2 separate regions of the Mus musculus genome follow, and region 1 is linked to region 2. A link is a loop called in an ENCODE intact Hi-C map of the cell type or tissue named here. Cell type or tissue: left cerebral cortex. All regions are shown on one strand. Each heading gives the region's core, and the rest is flanking DNA. Links, peaks and the distances in the headings are about the cores only. Region 1 has its middle 10 kb from the start of Gm26328. Region 2 holds the start of Rab2b (RAB2B, member RAS oncogene family).

The links. Hi-C counts contacts between places; a loop is a spot of excess contacts. Peaks named below come from ENCODE experiments on the same cell type or tissue, not always from the same donor. Only the 100,000 strongest peaks of a DNase experiment are listed, where the experiment ranks them.
Region 1: a loop joins it to region 2, with 4 times the contacts of the local background. A loop is called at or near these places in 1 of 42 quality-filtered maps.

What each region holds. Positions count from the first base shown.
Region 1 is chr14:52,328,485-52,336,815 of GRCm38, forward strand. It overlaps a transcript of Sall2 not described here. Among named protein-coding and RNA genes, the nearest start is that of Gm26328, 10 kb to the right of the region's middle. In left cerebral cortex, for the core only: no CTCF peak of the experiment used is centred there; no DNase peak of the experiment used is centred there; H3K4me3 peaks cover 61 bases; H3K27ac peaks cover 152 bases.
Region 2 is chr14:52,275,328-52,283,658 of GRCm38, forward strand. It overlaps Rab2b (RAB2B, member RAS oncogene family), which reads right to left and starts at 4,068. Exons shown (of 8, transcript NM_172601.3): 1 at 3,869-4,068; 2 at 3,587-3,658; 3 at 116-183. The coding sequence starts at 3,914. Tox4 (TOX high mobility group box family member 4) reads left to right here and starts at 3,819. Exons shown (of 10, transcript NM_023434.3): 1 at 3,819-3,905; 2 at 4,061-4,329; 3 at 4,494-4,562. The coding sequence starts at 4,324. It overlaps Gm23758 (a small nucleolar RNA gene), which reads left to right and starts at 1,204; the gene lies at 1,204-1,293. In left cerebral cortex, for the core only: a CTCF peak has its summit at 4,130 (motif pointing right); a DNase peak (open chromatin) is centred at 4,141; H3K4me3 peaks cover 2,175 bases; H3K27ac peaks cover 1,155 bases.

The sequences.
Region 1 (8,331 bases), core at 37-8,036, 53 kb after region 2:
ACTCTTTTCTTTTGTACTGCAGAGGAAGGGATTTAACCCTCTCCTCCCTGCCAGGACTCTGCCGGCCTCTCTGGGACTGCCCAAGGCTTGCTGTTCTAACTCTTCTCCCAATATCTTCCTTTCGGAGCCTTTTGATTTTTCCATAATTGTGCCTTGACGAAGCTCAGCTTCTGGGTTAGAAACTTCAACACAAACTTTCTCATATATATTGATTTTTTTCAGGCCAAGAAGTCAGCTATTGCCAGATGAAAATGGGAATATGTAAAGATTGGTAGACTGAGTAAAAATAGACACTATAATAATCATGTAGATATAGCTTTAATAATTTATACAGATCTCCACTTCTATGATGTATTTTAGTACTAAAATTCTTGAAATTAGCTCAGCAGCTTTTAAATTTTTTAATGAAAAAGTTATTACTGTGTATGTGTGCATGATTCATGTGTGAATGAGCATTCCTGATCCGACATGAATGAACGAACGTGGAAATCAAAAGACAACTTTGTGGGGAGTTGGTTTTCTCCTTACATCTGGATCCCAGTTTTGGGAATCCAACTCAGTTTGTCAGACTTGATCAGCAAGGGCTGAGACAATTTGTGCCAGCCCACAGCAGCGCCCCTCCCCCCATACACAACACACACACACACACACACACACACACACACACACACACACACACACACACATTTTGTAGCTCTGGCTGGCCTGGAACTCACTGTATAGACAGGTTGGCCTCAAATTCACATAGACCTGCCTGCCTCTGCCTCTCAAGCGCTAGAATTTACAGGTGTGTGTGTCACCACATACAATATCCACAGCAGGTTTTTATAAGAATGCTCTGCTGTGGACAGCTGTCTCTCCTGGTCCTGTCCAGGTCTTTCAGTGGAAAGGATGCTTGTGAGAAGACAGGAGAGCAGATGATTTCCTTCTGCGCTTCAGAATAAAGTCTGAGAGGAGGCTGTGCTGAATCCGTGGATCCTCTTTAACGTCTTCACAGGTAGGAAATAACAGTCAAGGGTTCTGTGGAAAGGACTGCTTGTGGGTGTCAAATTAGACCTTTTAAATAATCTGGCAGGTAGGCTGTGCTGCAGTTTACCAGCAGAGCATTTGCCTAGCGCAGTGAATGGCTTTAGTTTAATCCCCATCACCAAAAGGGAAAAACAAAAAGAAGGAATTCACCCAGCTGGGCACACTGTTGCGTATCTGCATTCTTAATACCCAAGAATTTAGGAGCTCCTAAATTTAAGGTTAGCACCAGCTACACGTATAGATGCTTAGTCAGAAAAACAATAACAGGTTGTTGTTGTTGTTGTTTTGAGATAGGACTTTTACTCCGTAGCCCAGGCTAACTTGGAATTCACTCTGCAATCTAAACTGGCCTGGAACTCACAGCAGTCCTCCTGCCTTGACCATTAGAGCACAGTATTTATCAGCATAAACCACCACCCACTAATTTTAAAAAATTAACTCAGCCTCAGCCATAAGCCTCCAGTCATCTACCCTATTGTTCTTTAACAACAACTTCTTCTTCTTCTTCTTCTTCTTCTTCTTTGTTTTTCTTTTTTTTTTATTTTTTTTTATTTTTAAAGACTTATTTATTTATTATATGTAAGTACACTGTAGCTATCTTCAGATACCCCAGAAGAGGGGGTCATATCTCACTATAGATGGTTGTGAGCCACCATGTGGTTGCTGGGAATTGAACTCAGGACCTCTGGAAGAGCAGTCAGTGCTCTTAACCACTGAGCCATCTCTCCAGCCCCCTTCTTTGTTTTTCAAGACAGAGTTTCTCTGTGTAGCCCTGGCTGTCCTGGAACTCACTTTGTAGTCCAGGCTGGCCTCAGACTCAGAAATCTGCCTGCCTCTGCCTCCTGAGTGCTGGGACTAAAGGTGTGAGCCATCATGCCCGGCTTTGTTCTTTAACTTCTAATTATAGCATCTTCCCCCGGCGAGTAGTATTGGGTCTAGAATATCCCAGTCATGCCCTATCCTCTAGTCATAGTATCCGAATTCCCTTGTTTAACTGTGTATACATTTTCTCTTCTGGCTCAGGCAGGACAACATTTGAAACACCAATTAGAAAAGCATTATTTTTTCCTTTTATGTTGATGATGCAAAGTTCTGTTGTCTCGACAAGTCCGGGCTAGTGTGACAAATACTAAAAGAGAGAAAGAAGGCAGCTGGTGCTAGAAGCGATGGATGCTAGAATTGAGGAGGAGGAAGATGCCACTTGTGGAGATGTTTGGCAACTCATTGCTCCCTGTTTGTGGAGTTCCCAGAATCTCTGCTATTTTACCAGATGTTTAGTGTCAGGTCCTGAGCGGCTGCCTCACTCTCTGTTTTTCGAAGTCCTGCTCCTCACATTTTAACACATATTTTAGTGGACCATTGTAGGTGAGGCAGGAAAGATTCTAGCTTTTCAAGGAAATGGACTGTGTCCTGTTACCCTCTTCCTGTTGTTTGCACCGTTTATTCCCTTCGTGAGGAAGAAAAAGAAGAGCACACACATGGCATTCTGCTTTTCTCAGACATCTGTGTGACATCTAAAAGGGCATACTTGGGGACCCGTATTTGTCTTTTTTCTGAGTCTCGGCCATCTTCATCTTTTCCTATTTTCCCTCTTTTTGCCGGCCTTATTATGAAAGGAAGGTCTCTTTCCCCTCCTCTCCATTCTTCCACCTCCTCCTCTTTACCACATTTTTTTTTTCTCTTTTTTACCTCTCCATTGTGGCCTCTTGACCTCCCTTCGGAATTACAAAAGTAGAATCCTTGAAGAGATGCTGCTGAGGGAATGTTAATGAGCCTTCCCCACAAAGGGGCAAAGACTTTACTTCACTGAGTTGGAAAAAAAGCCCCTTTCAAAAGGGATTTCTGTGTGTGGTGAAGTGGAGAGGGGAGGGGAAGGGGAAAGAGGGAGGGAGAAGGAAAGAAAGGACAGGAGAGAAAGAATGAAAGGAGAGATAGAAATGGAAAAAAGGAAGAGACCTGTGACAAGAAAACATGAGTGTAGCAATCTTTCTCCTTCAATCTGTGATCTAATTCTTGGAAAATGTAACTAAGGACTTAGTTTCCAAGACCCTGAAGAGGTACTCAAGGGCACTGGAAATGATACACAATAGGAAAATGAGACTTTTTCCACCACTGGCACTATTTGATCCCCCTGGCAGCCTGAGGTTTGGGGGATATTCTAGATGAGAAGCTGGTAGTTTTGAGATTCTATACGATATTTTCTAATATTTATCAGCATTTCCAGTTTGGGTTTCCTTGTTGTCTATCGGTCTAATGAGTTCTAGCACTGGCTTATAGTATTGTTAAGGTTGCTAGTTCCCCCAAGTCAGACTGCTTGAGCATAAGCCAGTTCCCTCATTTGTGTATAAAGCTTGTTTCTGGATTTGCTAAAATGTATATGAAGGGGCCAGAAAAATAGTTCATGGGGTAAAACACACCTACTGTATGAGTCTAATGATCCCAGGTCAGTTGCTGAAACCTGTGGTGGGACAGAATAACTCCCAAAAGTTGTTCTCTCACCTTCACATGCATGCTGTGGTACCCACACTCACACATGTATCATACACGCACACATATATGCACTTACACACACATACACACACATCATACACACAAACACATATACATGTACATCAATACTCACATCATATACACATGGACCAGACAAATCCACTCTTATATGTATGCATGAACACATATACACAGTACACATATACATCTTACACAGAGACACACAGAAACACACACACACCCATACACAAGCAATAATAATGAGGTGTGTCTGGCTCCTTTGTGGAGCACTGTGCCTATTTGTCACTTCTTCCCCAGTCTTCTTTTCTGAAACAACACAGACTAAACCCCCTGCTGCTTCTTGGTAACCAGACATTCCTGCCTGCTGGGCTTGTCTTTTCTAGGCTCATCTGAACACCAAGAACCCATACCATGGTTTCCAGACCATTTTACATTTCCTAGGGTCTCATTAGCCCTCCTCCGCCTCCTCCTCCTCCTCCTCCTCCGCCGCCTCCTCCTCCTCCTCCTCCTTTTTTTTTTTAACTGTAGCTCTGGCTAGGCCTCAAACTCAAACTCCCAGAGGCCACACTTGGATCATTTGGTTTGTTGGTGTCTAACTTCTGGAGTTCTTCATATGCTGTGGATGTTGGCTCTCTATTGGGTGTAGGATTAGTGAAGATTCTACTTGTCCCAATCCGTAGGCTGCCATTTTTCCTATTGACAGTGTCCCTTGCCTTACAGAAGCTTTTCAGTCTCATGAGGTCCCATTTATTAATTGTTGTTCTTGGAGCCTGAGCCATTGGTGTTCTTTTCAGGACATTGTCTCCTATACCAATGAATTCAAGGCTATTTCCCACTTTCTCTTCTATTAGATTTAGTGTGTCCAGTGTTATGTTGAGGTCCCCGATCCACTTGGACTTGGGTTTTGTGCAGGGTGGTAGATATAGATCTATTTGCATTCTTCTACATGCAGACATTCAGTCAAACCAGTACCATTTGTTAAAGATGCTTTCTTTTTTCCATTGGATGTTTTTAGCCTCTTTGTCAAAAGTCAAGTGTTCATAGGTGTGTGGGGTTATTTCTGGGTCTTTGATTTGATTCCACTGATGAACCTGTCTGTTTTTGTACCAATACCACGGAGCTATTATCATTCATATTGCTCTATAGTACAAGCTTAAGATCTGGGATGGTAATTACTCCAGATTCTTTTATTGCTCAGGATTGTTTTAGCTATCCTGGGTTTTTTGCTTTTCCATATGAAGTTGAAGATTGCTCTTTCAAGGTCTGTAAAGAATTGTGTTGACATTTTGATGGGAATTACATTGTATCTGTAGATTGCTTTTTGGGAAGATAGACATTTTCACCTTCTTTTTTAATTTTTATTTCTTTAAAGGCTTATTTATTTATGTATTTTATGTATATGTGTGCTCTATTTGCATGTATGCCTGCATGATAGAAAAAGAAATCAAGCCAGGTGTGGTGGCGCACGCCTTTAGTCCCAGCACTCGGGAGGCAGAGGCAGGTGGATTTCTGAGTTCGAGACCAGCCTGGTCTACAAAGTGAGTTCCAGGACAGCCAGGGCTACACAGAGAAACCCTGTCTCGAACAACAACAACAACAACAACAACAACAACAACAACAACAAAGAAAGAGAAACCAGTGCCCTTTGCCTTACAGAAGCTTTGCAATTTTATGAGGTCCCATTTGTCAATTCTCATCTTAGAGCATAAGCCATTGGTGTTCTGCTCAGGAAAATTTCCCCTGTGGCCATGTGTTTGAGGCTCCTTCCCACTTTCTCTTCTATTAGTTTCAGTGCCTCTGGTTTTATGTGGAGATCCTTGATCCACCTGGACTTGAGCTTTATACAGAGAGATAAGAATGGATCTAGCCTGGCAGTGGTGGCGCACACCTTTAATCCCAGCACTTGGGAGGTAGAGGCAGGTGGATTTCTGAGTTCGAGGCCAGCCTGGTCTACAGAGTGAGTTCCAGGACAGCCAGGACTATACAGAGAAATCTGTCAGGAAGAAACCACACACACACACACACGCACACACAAATTCCATTCTATTTTAGAGACCCCTTCTGGGAAAGAAAGCCTTCGGTGACTAACTAGTTACTGAAAAAATTCCTGTTCTCTTTTTGTGCTGGGCATTGATTTTTAGATTGAGGCTTTAAGTATCTGCTAAGCATGCCCTCTCCCGCTGAAGCATGCCCCCTTTCCTAAATGCTGGGACTATTGTTGCTGATATCTAATTCCTAGTAGTCAATACTTTAAATGCAATTTTTTTTTTTTTTGGTTTTTCAAGACACACACACACACACTTGTGATATATTAGAGTGGCTTATAGCCTGTGGTCTCACTATTCTGACAAAGGCTGCCTCTCCAACCCAAGAAGCCAACTGTTGTTTGGTTTCCGAGGCTTGGTATCACAGATGGTCTTAATACTGCAGAAGTGGGCTCTAATGACAGTGAAGGAATGAATGTGCCAATAAGAGTGAGGGCAAGCAGGGAAAGGCCAGCATTCCTTCTTCCCACATCCTTTATACAGGCTGTGACCAGAAGGTGTGCCCCAGAAGGAGGGTCTCTTACCCCAAAAGATCCAGATTTAGGGTTGCTCTTTCCACTTCAAATGATTCAATAATAACAACAATTAAAACCCCCAACCCTTTCTTGTGCTCCCCCTCCTCCTGATCTTCCTCTTCCAGACTAGTCAGACTTCCGTGTGTGTGTGTGTGTGTGTGTGTGTGTGTATGTGTGTGCGTGCGCACACGTGTGCGCGCACGCTTATGTGTTAGTGTGTATGCATGTGTGTGTATTAGTGTATGTGTGTTTCTGTGCATCTATGACTCTGTATGTGTGTTTGCATGTGTGAGTGTGTGTCCCAGTGAGTTTAATTGTTTATCATGGGTAAAGGGTTTTTGTTTTGGTGGTGGCAGCTCGGAAGTATTGTAAAAGCACTGAAAAATGTTTTTTCTGTTTTGTTTTTGGTGACAGGGTTTCTCTGTGCATCCTGGCTGTCCTTGAACTAGCTCTGTAAACCAAGCTGGTCTCAAACTCACAGAGATCTGCCTACTTCTGCCTTCTGAGTGCTGGGATTAAAGGCGTGCGCCACCATGACGGGATGACTAGTGTGTAGTTCTTAAACATTTCTAGTGCTGCAGATGGAACCTGGAACCTTGCTCATTTTTAGTATGGTAAACACTCTACCATTGAGCCTCTTTTCTAGCCTTATGCATCGATTTTGTAATTGGACTTTATAGTTTTTTGTTTTGGATAGAGTCAATGTAGCCATGGCTGGCCTAGAATTGGCTCATGGATCTACCTGCCTCTGCCTCCTGAGTGCTGGGATTAAGGCTGGACTTCAATCTTTTGATGGTATCTCTTTGTTGTTTTTATTGATACAATCTTATAAAATAAGTAATAATAATAGTTACTATTGTTGCTAGTTTTGAGACAGGATCTCAGGCCGGCCTTAAAATGTAGTTAAGTATGACCTTGAACTTGGATTCTTTTGCTCTACCTCCTGGGTGGTGAGATTTCACTAATTATACCACCACTCCAGATTTTACTGGGGACTGGGCATTGAACCCAAGTTCTCATGAATGCTATATAAACATCCTACCAGTTGAGCTACATCTCCAGCCCCTAATGCCCATGCTATAAAAAAAATGAAAGCATTTAAAAATTGGAGCATGAGCCGGGCGTGGTGGCGCATGCCTTTAATCCCAGCACTCGGGAGGCAGAGGCAGGTGGATTTCTGAGTTCGAGGCCAGCCTGGTCTACAGAGTGAGTGCCAGGACAGCCAGGGCTACACATAGAAACCCTGTCTCGAAAAACCAAAAAAAAAAAAAAAAAATTGGAGCATGGTATGGTGGCATACATCTTTAATCCCAGATTAGAGAGGCAGAGGCAGGAAGATGTCTGCGACTTTGAGGTCAGCCTGGTCTACAGGGTAAGTTCCAGGCCAATCAGGGTTACGCAGTAAGATCCTGTCTCAAAAAAAAAAAAAAAAAAAAAAAAAAAAAAAAGAAAGAAAGAAAAGAAGGAAAAGCTGGGCAGCTGGGCAGTGGTGGCGCATGCCTTTAATCCCAGCACTTGGGAGGCAGAGGCAGGTGGATTTCTGAGTTCGAGGCCAGCCTGTGGTCTACAAAGTGAGTTCCAGGACAGTCATGGCTATACAGAGAAACCCTGTCTCGAAAACCAAACCAAACCAAACCAAACAAAACAAAACAAAACACCCCCCCCCAAAAAAAAGAAGGAAAAGGAGAGAAAAAGAGAGAAAAGAAAGGGGATGGGGTGAGTCCAGCTGCACCCCAGTACCCCAGCCCTGGGGCCTCAACACAGGAAGACATCTCAGAAAGCGCTGGATCACCCAGCTGCGGTGGGAGCAGCATTGTAGCAGTGTGCTCTGAATACGCAGTCCTGGGTTCAGTCTCCTGCTCCCAGTCATCACCTCGGTCACCCATTAGCATCAGGTGGGTGTAGCATTGTAGCAGTGCAGAGCACAAGCATAAGTGAGAGCCGCTGTTTCCATGATCCTCACATCCATACTTTCTTTTTTTTTCTTTTTTAATATTTTTTATTAGGTATTTTCCTCATTTACATTTCCAATGCTATCCCAAAAGTCCCCCATATGCTCCCCCCCCACTCCCCTACCCACCCACTCCCACTTTTTGGCCCTGGCGTTCCCCTGTACTGGGGCACATAAAGTTTGCATGACCAATGGGCCTCTTTTTCCAGTGATGGCTGACATCCATACTTTTGAGAAACCAGGGGTACCCTCTCTGTAAGCAGGGATAGAATACTTCTTG
Region 2 (8,331 bases), core at 139-8,138:
CGGCTCATCCTATAGTTTTAAAACTACAGGTGTCTAGCATTCCACAAGGCTGCATTAGCTTTTACTGTTATAACTGGGCCTCAGTCTGGTACTAAATTGTTTTGCCCTCTCTTACCGTATCCCAGATTTGCAGTTTGATTTGTTTTCCATCGATGTTGACCATACGTGCTCCAAACTCCACACCTGTCAGTGAAAGACAAGAGAACGAACATGACTGTAATGAACACATACATGTCCATCTAGAGCCACATACTTTTCCCCAGTGTTATAATGATGAGTCCTTTGTCATCACTCACTGACATTCAGCCCGACAGTGGTTATTGCTCCAATTGAATTTGTGTTCCTTTTAGTTTCTTTTCTAGAATTAAAAACCCACTGACTGGACATGTAGCTCACTTGATACAGGACTTGCCTAGAAGCTCTGGAGTCAATCCCCAGATCCACATAAAACTGGACACAGGACTAGAGAGATGGCTCAGCACTAAAGCAAAGCATGTATGTGCTTCTTGGACTGGAATTGGGTATCAACACCCTCATCTGATAGTTCATAACTGCCTGTAACCCCAACTTCAAGGACTCCAATACCCTGTTCTGGGCCCTATGGGCATCTGCACACTCATGCACGTGCACATCCACATGCATGCCCCAGAACCCCTTAACTGAGCATGGCAGTGATCTAATCCCAGGCCTCATGAGGTAAAGGCAGTAGGAGCCCTAGGATAAGAAGTTCAAGGTCATCATGACTTACAGAGCAAGTTCAGGGTTGGCCTGAGATTACCCTACAGCTACAGGTATAACTCAGCGATAGTGTAACTACTTAGAACATAACTCACTAGGTTTAATCCCTTTCACCAAAAAGAAACAAGTGGATTCTAAGTGATAATGACTTAAGAATAACTCAGATGTAGAAAAGGGAACAAAGCTCATTCAGATAAAATAAATACAAGTAGTCTCACTGTTTTGATTTTACAGTCTGGATGACACTTGCTATATTAAGACCATAGGGGGCTGGGGGCTGGAGATATGGTCAGTGGTTGAGAGCACTTGGTCTTGGAGCAGAACAGAGTTTGGTTCCCAACACCCTTGTCCAGTGGCTCACAACTACCTGTAACTCCTGCTGCAGAGGGGTCAATGATCTCTAGCCCTTATAGGCACCTGTACACACATGTGCAAATACAAACACACATATATACAAAAAAATTTTTTTTAAGATCTGAGGGGGAAAAACCCACGTATGTGTTACCAGAGTTAGTTCTTTCCCTAGATCTGGTTTTATAAATTCTAGTAATAAACTAAGTTTGATTTATTATATAACCAGTTGATTTGTTTTAAGGCCTTATAATGACAGAGACTCTATCTAGATCTTCTTAAGAATTAGCCTTAAGAAAAGTGGCACTGCAGTTACTGTAATGATTTGCAAATAACATCTGAAGAATGTGTACCCGCTACAAAGCAAGTTCTAGGACAGCCAGGGCTATACAGAAAAACTCTTGTCTCAAAAAAAAAAAAAAAAGCCACTACAGGAAAGTTTTTCATAAAATAAACTACAAAGCTACAATTCATAGAAAAAAATTTCTAGAAAATGAACATAACAATTCTGGGACAAATAAAACTAAAAGAGATGAATAAATGCTTAGGAATGTTAGCTTACACTGAAATCTGACTAGGTAATATTTAATTCTACAATTGTTTTCAAAGAACTTCTTTGTTTGCTGGTTTGGTTGGTTGGTTTTGGTTTTTCAAGACAGGGTTTCTCTGTTTAGCCCTGGCTGTCCTGGAACTCACTCTGTAGACCTGGCTGGCCTTGAACTCAGAAATCCACCTGCCTCTGCCTCCCGAGTGCTGGGATTAAAGGCGTGCGCCACCACTGTCAGGCTCAAAGAACTTCTGAACTATTTGAAAGTTAAGTGTTTTGCCTGCATGTTAAGTATGTGTGACGTATGTGGCTGGTACCTGTGGAGGCCAGAAGAACCCAAAGGATCCCCTGGAACTTGAGTGACAGAGGATGATGGGTGCTGGGAATTGAACCCTTGTTCTTGGGAGAGCAGTCGGTGCTCTTAACTGCTGAGTCAGCTCTCCAGCCCATTGATAGCATTTCGCGACAGTGTCTCAGAGTACTGACTAGTTCTGTGTATGAAGCAGCACTTCTTAAACTGCAATTCTAAAACTGTTTTCATTGGCAATTAAAGAAGCTGCCTAAGGAACAGGTCTTCAAGGACAAAATACCTTCAATCACCAATAATTTCCAGAGTACATTGGTAATAGCCTCTCTTAAAGCAGTATGGAAACTGACGAACTGATAGAGCTTTTGACACTTTTCTATTTCTAGGCAAAATTCATCTCTTTCAAGGACAATATTTCAAAAAAACAAAAACCCCACTGCATCATAAGCAGACAATTCATCCCCTTTTCTATTTTCAAAATAGTATTTTGTACATAGCATGAGGAATTCATACTCTATATAAATATTTTTACTTTAAGGTGCTATATGAAATACCTGTTCTGAATACCTATTACCTCAACAAAAATCAAAAAGATATTTTTTTGGAAAAAAAAAATCACTGTCAACTTTTTTTTTCTCTCAGAACAATAAGAATGTAATTTCAATGAGTAAGAAACTAAAAAACAGGCTGAGTATAGTGGTGCATATCTAATCCCAGCATTTAGGACGATCAAGTCAAAATCATGGTCAGGTTACCCAGGAAGCTTAAAGCCAGTCTCGGCGCAAAAACAAACTTATTACGAAAGTCCGTGAGGCTGGGAGTGGTGGCGCACGCCTTTAATCCCAGCACTTGGGAGGCAGAGGCAGGCGGATTTCTGATTTTTGAAGCCAGCCTGTCCTACAGAGTGAGTTCCAGGACAGCCAGGGCCACACAGAGAGAAACCCTGTCCCGAGGGGGTGGGGGGGGGAGAGTCTAATGCAGGAGGATCTCTGGGAGTTTGTGTCCAGTGTGGGTTATATAATGAATCTGAGGCTATTTGCTCCTAAAAGAAGAGAAGGTGAAGAGATTAGAGGAGGTGTCTGTGCAGGAAGAACTGCAATGTCCGTACATTGGCTTTTACCTCTCCAGACTTAAAAGAATCCTATGTTGGTGTTTATGTTGAAAAACATGTGAAGCTGGTAGTTAATAACAAAATACAGATGAGATGTTTAATAAGCAGTCATGTTTCCGTGGGATTTTTCCATAAACATACAAGTTGCATTGGAAGAAAAAAAAATCCTACGGCAACTAGTATCTTACATCCATCTCTAAAGTTACCTTTCAATCATTTATCCTCCACTTACCAGCTTTTATCATTTTTCATATACCATGATTTCAGACCAAGGTAGCGAGAAGTAACTTTTTTTGGTTTTTCAAGACAGGGTTTCTCTGTGTAGCCCTGGATGTCCTGGAACTCACTTTGTAGACCAGGCTGGCCTCGAACTCTGAAATCCACCTGCCTCCCGAGTGCTGGGATTAAAGGCGCGAGCTACCACGCCCGGCCGAGAAGTAACTTTTTATTTAGAATACTGAGACTGTAACTTTCTCCTTTAGCAGTTCTGGCAGCTAGCTTTTAGCTGTTCTGGAACGAGGGGATAGCTTACCTATTGTGAGGTCGTGCACGGGCTGGAACCGCTTGTCGGTAAACTGAAGGAGGAGACATGACTTCCCCACACCTGCGAAAGAACGGTGTTCACTAGACGCACGTCACCCGGGAAGCCGCTGGCTCCCAGACAGGGAACAGGGTCTAAGGCAGGGGCAGAGCCCCGCCCCCGGGGCTCGCCCCGCCCCCTCCGCGCAACTCCGCTCACCCCGCCCCGCCCCCAAGCCGATTTTGGAGGTAGGATCCCCGCCCCAACTCCGAAGGCGGTCCGTCGGCGGGTTACCTGTGTCTCCGATGATGATGTACTTGAAGAGATAAGCGTAAGTCATGGTCCCGAGGCGTCTGTGTTCCGGGTCCTCCCGATTTCTACAGCCACTTACCTCCGACCTCTCTAGCCACTCAATCTACGGGTCTCCTTATTTGCCTCCGCTCCAGCCCTTCTAGCTCAAGCTGCGTCTCTATTGCTCTCCCCCAGAAATCTTCGCTGGATCGGCTGTACCGGACGCCGCCTCTAGGGCCACCCAGTGCTCTTCTACATGCCATTATCCCACCAAGCTCCAGGGGGCGACAGCGACCCTTCGGGCAGCTGGGATCGAGACTGGTTGCGTCCCTGACTCGGTCCAATCATCGGAGAGCGACGCTTTCTCCTTGAGGAAGTGACGCGCTCGGAACCTAGTGGGGGCGGTGGGAGCGATGCGGACGCGGAGACGCTGAGTCGCTGGTAGTGGTGCTGTGAAGATGGAGGTGGGTGCCGAGTCTTTGAGGGCTGATGAGGGTTCGCGGCCGACTAGGGGAAGCGGAAGCGGGAATGCAGGGCAGCGAGGAGCCAGGGGGGCTCGGGAGGGCTGGGGTCTCAGCACGCCACTGCTCCGCTCACTCACCCACCGCGGCTTTCTTTTGGTTTACAGTTTCCCGGAGGAAATGACAATTACCTGACGATCACTGGGCCCTCGCACCCTTTCCTGTCAGGAGCCGAGGTGAGCAAAAGCTGCTGATGCTGGGGCGCCGGAGGGCCTAGGCAGCGGTTAGGGAAGGACGGTGGGGGTGAGCGCGGGGGCTGGCGGGAGCTGGAGGGGACAGTGGCCGAGGCTTCGAGCTCCTCTAAGGACTGTGGAGGGGGTGGGGGTGGGGGAGAACCGAAAGCGGCTGTCATGAGGAAACCAGGATGTTGAAGAGACGGCTTGTTTGAGGAGTTTCTGTTCTGAATAGGAAGAACGAAAGGAATTGTTCTTTGGTTGGGGGTGAAATAACTAACAATCTTGGGAGACAGCAAGAAAGAAAAAAAATTTTTTCAGTAAAGAAATCGAGATAAAGAAAGTTGTTTATCCAGCAGGGAATAACTTCGGACAGTTGTTATTTCTTGAATTCTATAGGGGGCTCTTTTATTTGAAATGTCTTTTCTGATAAAAGTGGTTCATCCTACTGATGTGGCATCTGTTTGCTTGGCTAAAGAACGACAGAGGGAAAGAAATAGCTGCCAGAGAACATAGAAGGGGGTAGAGTGCACCTGTTTCCCAGTGATCACAGACTGACTATGTCACCTTTGGATTCCAGTTGTCAAATGACTATAATAACAGGGTTTGGTTTGGTTTGGTTTGGTTTGGTTTTTAAAGATGGCGTGAAGTAGAAGTAATGGTTGTTGGATGTTCTAAGACCTTCCACAAGGGTCACCTAAGACCATAGGAAAACAGATACTTTGTGATTCATAACAGTAGCAAACTTATATTTGTGAAATAGCAGCGAAAATAATTTTATGGTTGGGGGTCACCATAATATGAGGAACCATAATAAAGGGTCCATGCAGCATTAGGAACGTTGAGAGCCACTGCTGTAAGATATTCAGGAAAACTTTTGGTTGACAGATTTTCCTATTAGAAAGCATAAAACTTATTTGAGCAAGCGAAAGTCAAAGCTGCAGTGTATGAAATTTTACCATTTTTTTTTTGAGAACTTGAGCCTTGGTCCATCTTTTGAGGATTATATACTACCTCCCAAAGTGCTGTGAATTCATTTGCACGGTTGTTTGCACCAAAAGTAGTTATCCATTGCTGTTGTGTCGGTTTATCCTGTGGGAACATTGTTATGGTTGAGAGATGATTGACAGTGAGTGATTGCTAGTTGCTTTTGCTTTTTGTTTTTTGTTTTGGTTTGGTTTGGTTTGGTTTTTTGGTGTTTTTTTTTCTTTTCTTTCCTTTTTCTTTTCCTCTTTCTTTCTTTCTTTCTTTCTTTCTCTCTCTCTCTCTCTCTCTCTCTCTCTCTTCTTTCTTTCTTTCTTTCTTTCTTTCTCTCTTTCTTTCTCTCTTTCTCTCTCTCTCTCTTCTTTCTTTCTTTCTTTCTTTCTTTCTTTCTTTCTCTCTCTCTCTCTCTCTCTCTCTCTTTCTTTCTTTCTTTCTTTCTTTCTTTCTTTCTTTCTCTCTTTCTTTCTCTCTTTCTTTCTTTCTTTCTTTCTTTCTTTCTTTCTTTCTTTCTTTCTCTCTCTCTCTCTCTCTCTCTCTCTCTCTCTCTCTCTCTCTCTCTCTTTCTTTCTTTCTTTCTTTCTTTCTTTTTAAATAAAAGACAATCTCACATAGCTCTGGCTGTCCTGGAACTCACAATGTAGGCCAGGCTGACCTCAAACTCAAAGATATCCACTTGCCTCTGCCTTTCCAGTAAAGAGTTCTTCCCATTCAGAACAGAACTCTTTCCTGTGATTAAAGGCATACTCTAGCACTCCTGGCTGCTGGTTTATTGTTTAACTTAATATTATTGAATATTCTCCTAAGCAAAGGGAGGTATGACTCAAATGAGTGGCAAAATTAGGAAGGAAACGAAGTCTTACACTTGGTGATTTTATTCCGAGTTCCATCCAAAAGGTCTCCATGGTCTGATTTCATTGTTTGGAGTGCAGTAAGTCACATTGTCCTTATTTATAGGAAAGTACATTTTAAAAGTAAACACGGCTGGATGTGGTGGCACACGCTTTTAATCTCAGCACTCAGCCGAGGCAGGTGGATTTCTGAGTTCAAGGCCAGCCTGGTCTACAGAGTTCCAGGACAGCCAGGGCTACACAGAGAAACCCTCTCTCGGAAAAACCAAAAAAAAAAAAAAAAAAAAAAAAAAAAGGTAAACACAAGGTTGGGTGTAGTGGTACACATCTTTAATCCTAATTCCAACATTTGGGAGACAGAGTTGTGTGTCTTTTTTTTTTTTTTTTTTTTTAAGATTTATTTATGCGAGTACACTGTTGATCTCTTCAGAGAGACACACCAGAAAAGGGCGTCAGATCTCATTGCAGATGGTTGTGAGCCACCATGTGGTTGCTGGGGATTGAACTCAGGACCTCTGGAAGAGTAGTCAGTGCTCTTAACCACTGAACCATTTCTCCAGTCTCCCCCACCCCCACCCCATGTGTATCTCTTTAAATTCAAAATTACATAGACCATGTCTCCAAAAAAGGAAAAAAAAAGGTAAATACAGCTTTCAATTTTTCCTACCAGTCTGACGTTGATCAAAAGCTAACAGCATGAGGGATGGCCCTTTAAAACATGCAGGGACGGGGCTGGTGAGATGGCTCAGGGGTTAAGAGCACTGACTGCTCTTCTGAAGGTCCTGAGTTCAAATCCCAGCAACTACATGGTGACTCACAACCATCTAATGAGACCTGACACCCTCTTCTGGAGTGTCTGAAGACAGCTACAGTGTACTTATGTATAATAATAAATAAATTTAAAAAAAAACCATACAGGGACTAGATAGCGAAGCACTGGCCTACTGTGTGCTGGACCCTTGACCCAGCATTGACGGAAAAAGGGAGGACTTTCAAGGCTTGCTTCTGCCCTTTGTTTCTGTTCTGTTCTGGCTCCTGGTGTAGCTGTTGAGAGGAGGGAACATTCAGCTAAGCTTTAAGGTCCGTTTCAGGAGCTTCCTTTAGGCCTTGACTGTGTCCTTGTTACTTACAACTTGTGCACCTACTTGTTCCTGCCTCTCAGTGAATTTTTAAACTTTATGTCTTTGTTTAGTTTGAGAGGAATCGTTTCACTGTGTAGTCTTGGCTGACAGCAAACTTGCTATGCGACTAGGCTGGCCTTCGTTTGCCTCTGCTTCCTGAGTTCTGGGATTAAAATATATGCCACCGTGCCTGGCTTTTAATCTTCATGTTAGTGAATGTATGGGTCTTGTTGTTTCCAGCCTTATTGTAAGCCATCACTAAAAATAGGTGATCTTTTTAAAGCAATTCTTTTTGAAGAACAGTCATTTTTCAAGTTTGCTTGGTTTTTATTTTGGTTTTTTGTTTTATTTTGTTTTGTATTGTCAAAAAGAAAATAGCTGCCCTTATGGAGTATTAGCCATAAATTAATAGGAAAAAATGGACGGTGTTCAAGTTAAGAACTTCTTTATATCAAATATATCATTATAGGGGCTGGAGAGATTTTTTGTGTATGGGTGTTGTGCCTGTATCTATGTCTGTGCATCACATGTCAGGTGCCTGTGGAGGTCAGAAGAGGACAAGAGATTCCTTTGGGTCTGCATTATACACGTTTGTGAGCCACCATGTGGGTGCTGGGAATGGAACCCAGGTCCTCTGGAAGAGCAGCAAATGCTCTAAACCACTGAGGCATCTCTCCAGCACTGATAAAACTGTTTTTCTAAATCCTTGATGGCTGGTATATAGGTCATTTTTAGAGTTTTTGCTTAGTATGTGGGAGCTTCTGATTGAACCTCTGGACAGAGGGAAGAGGATAGAGAAGCACAGGGAGATGAGAAGAG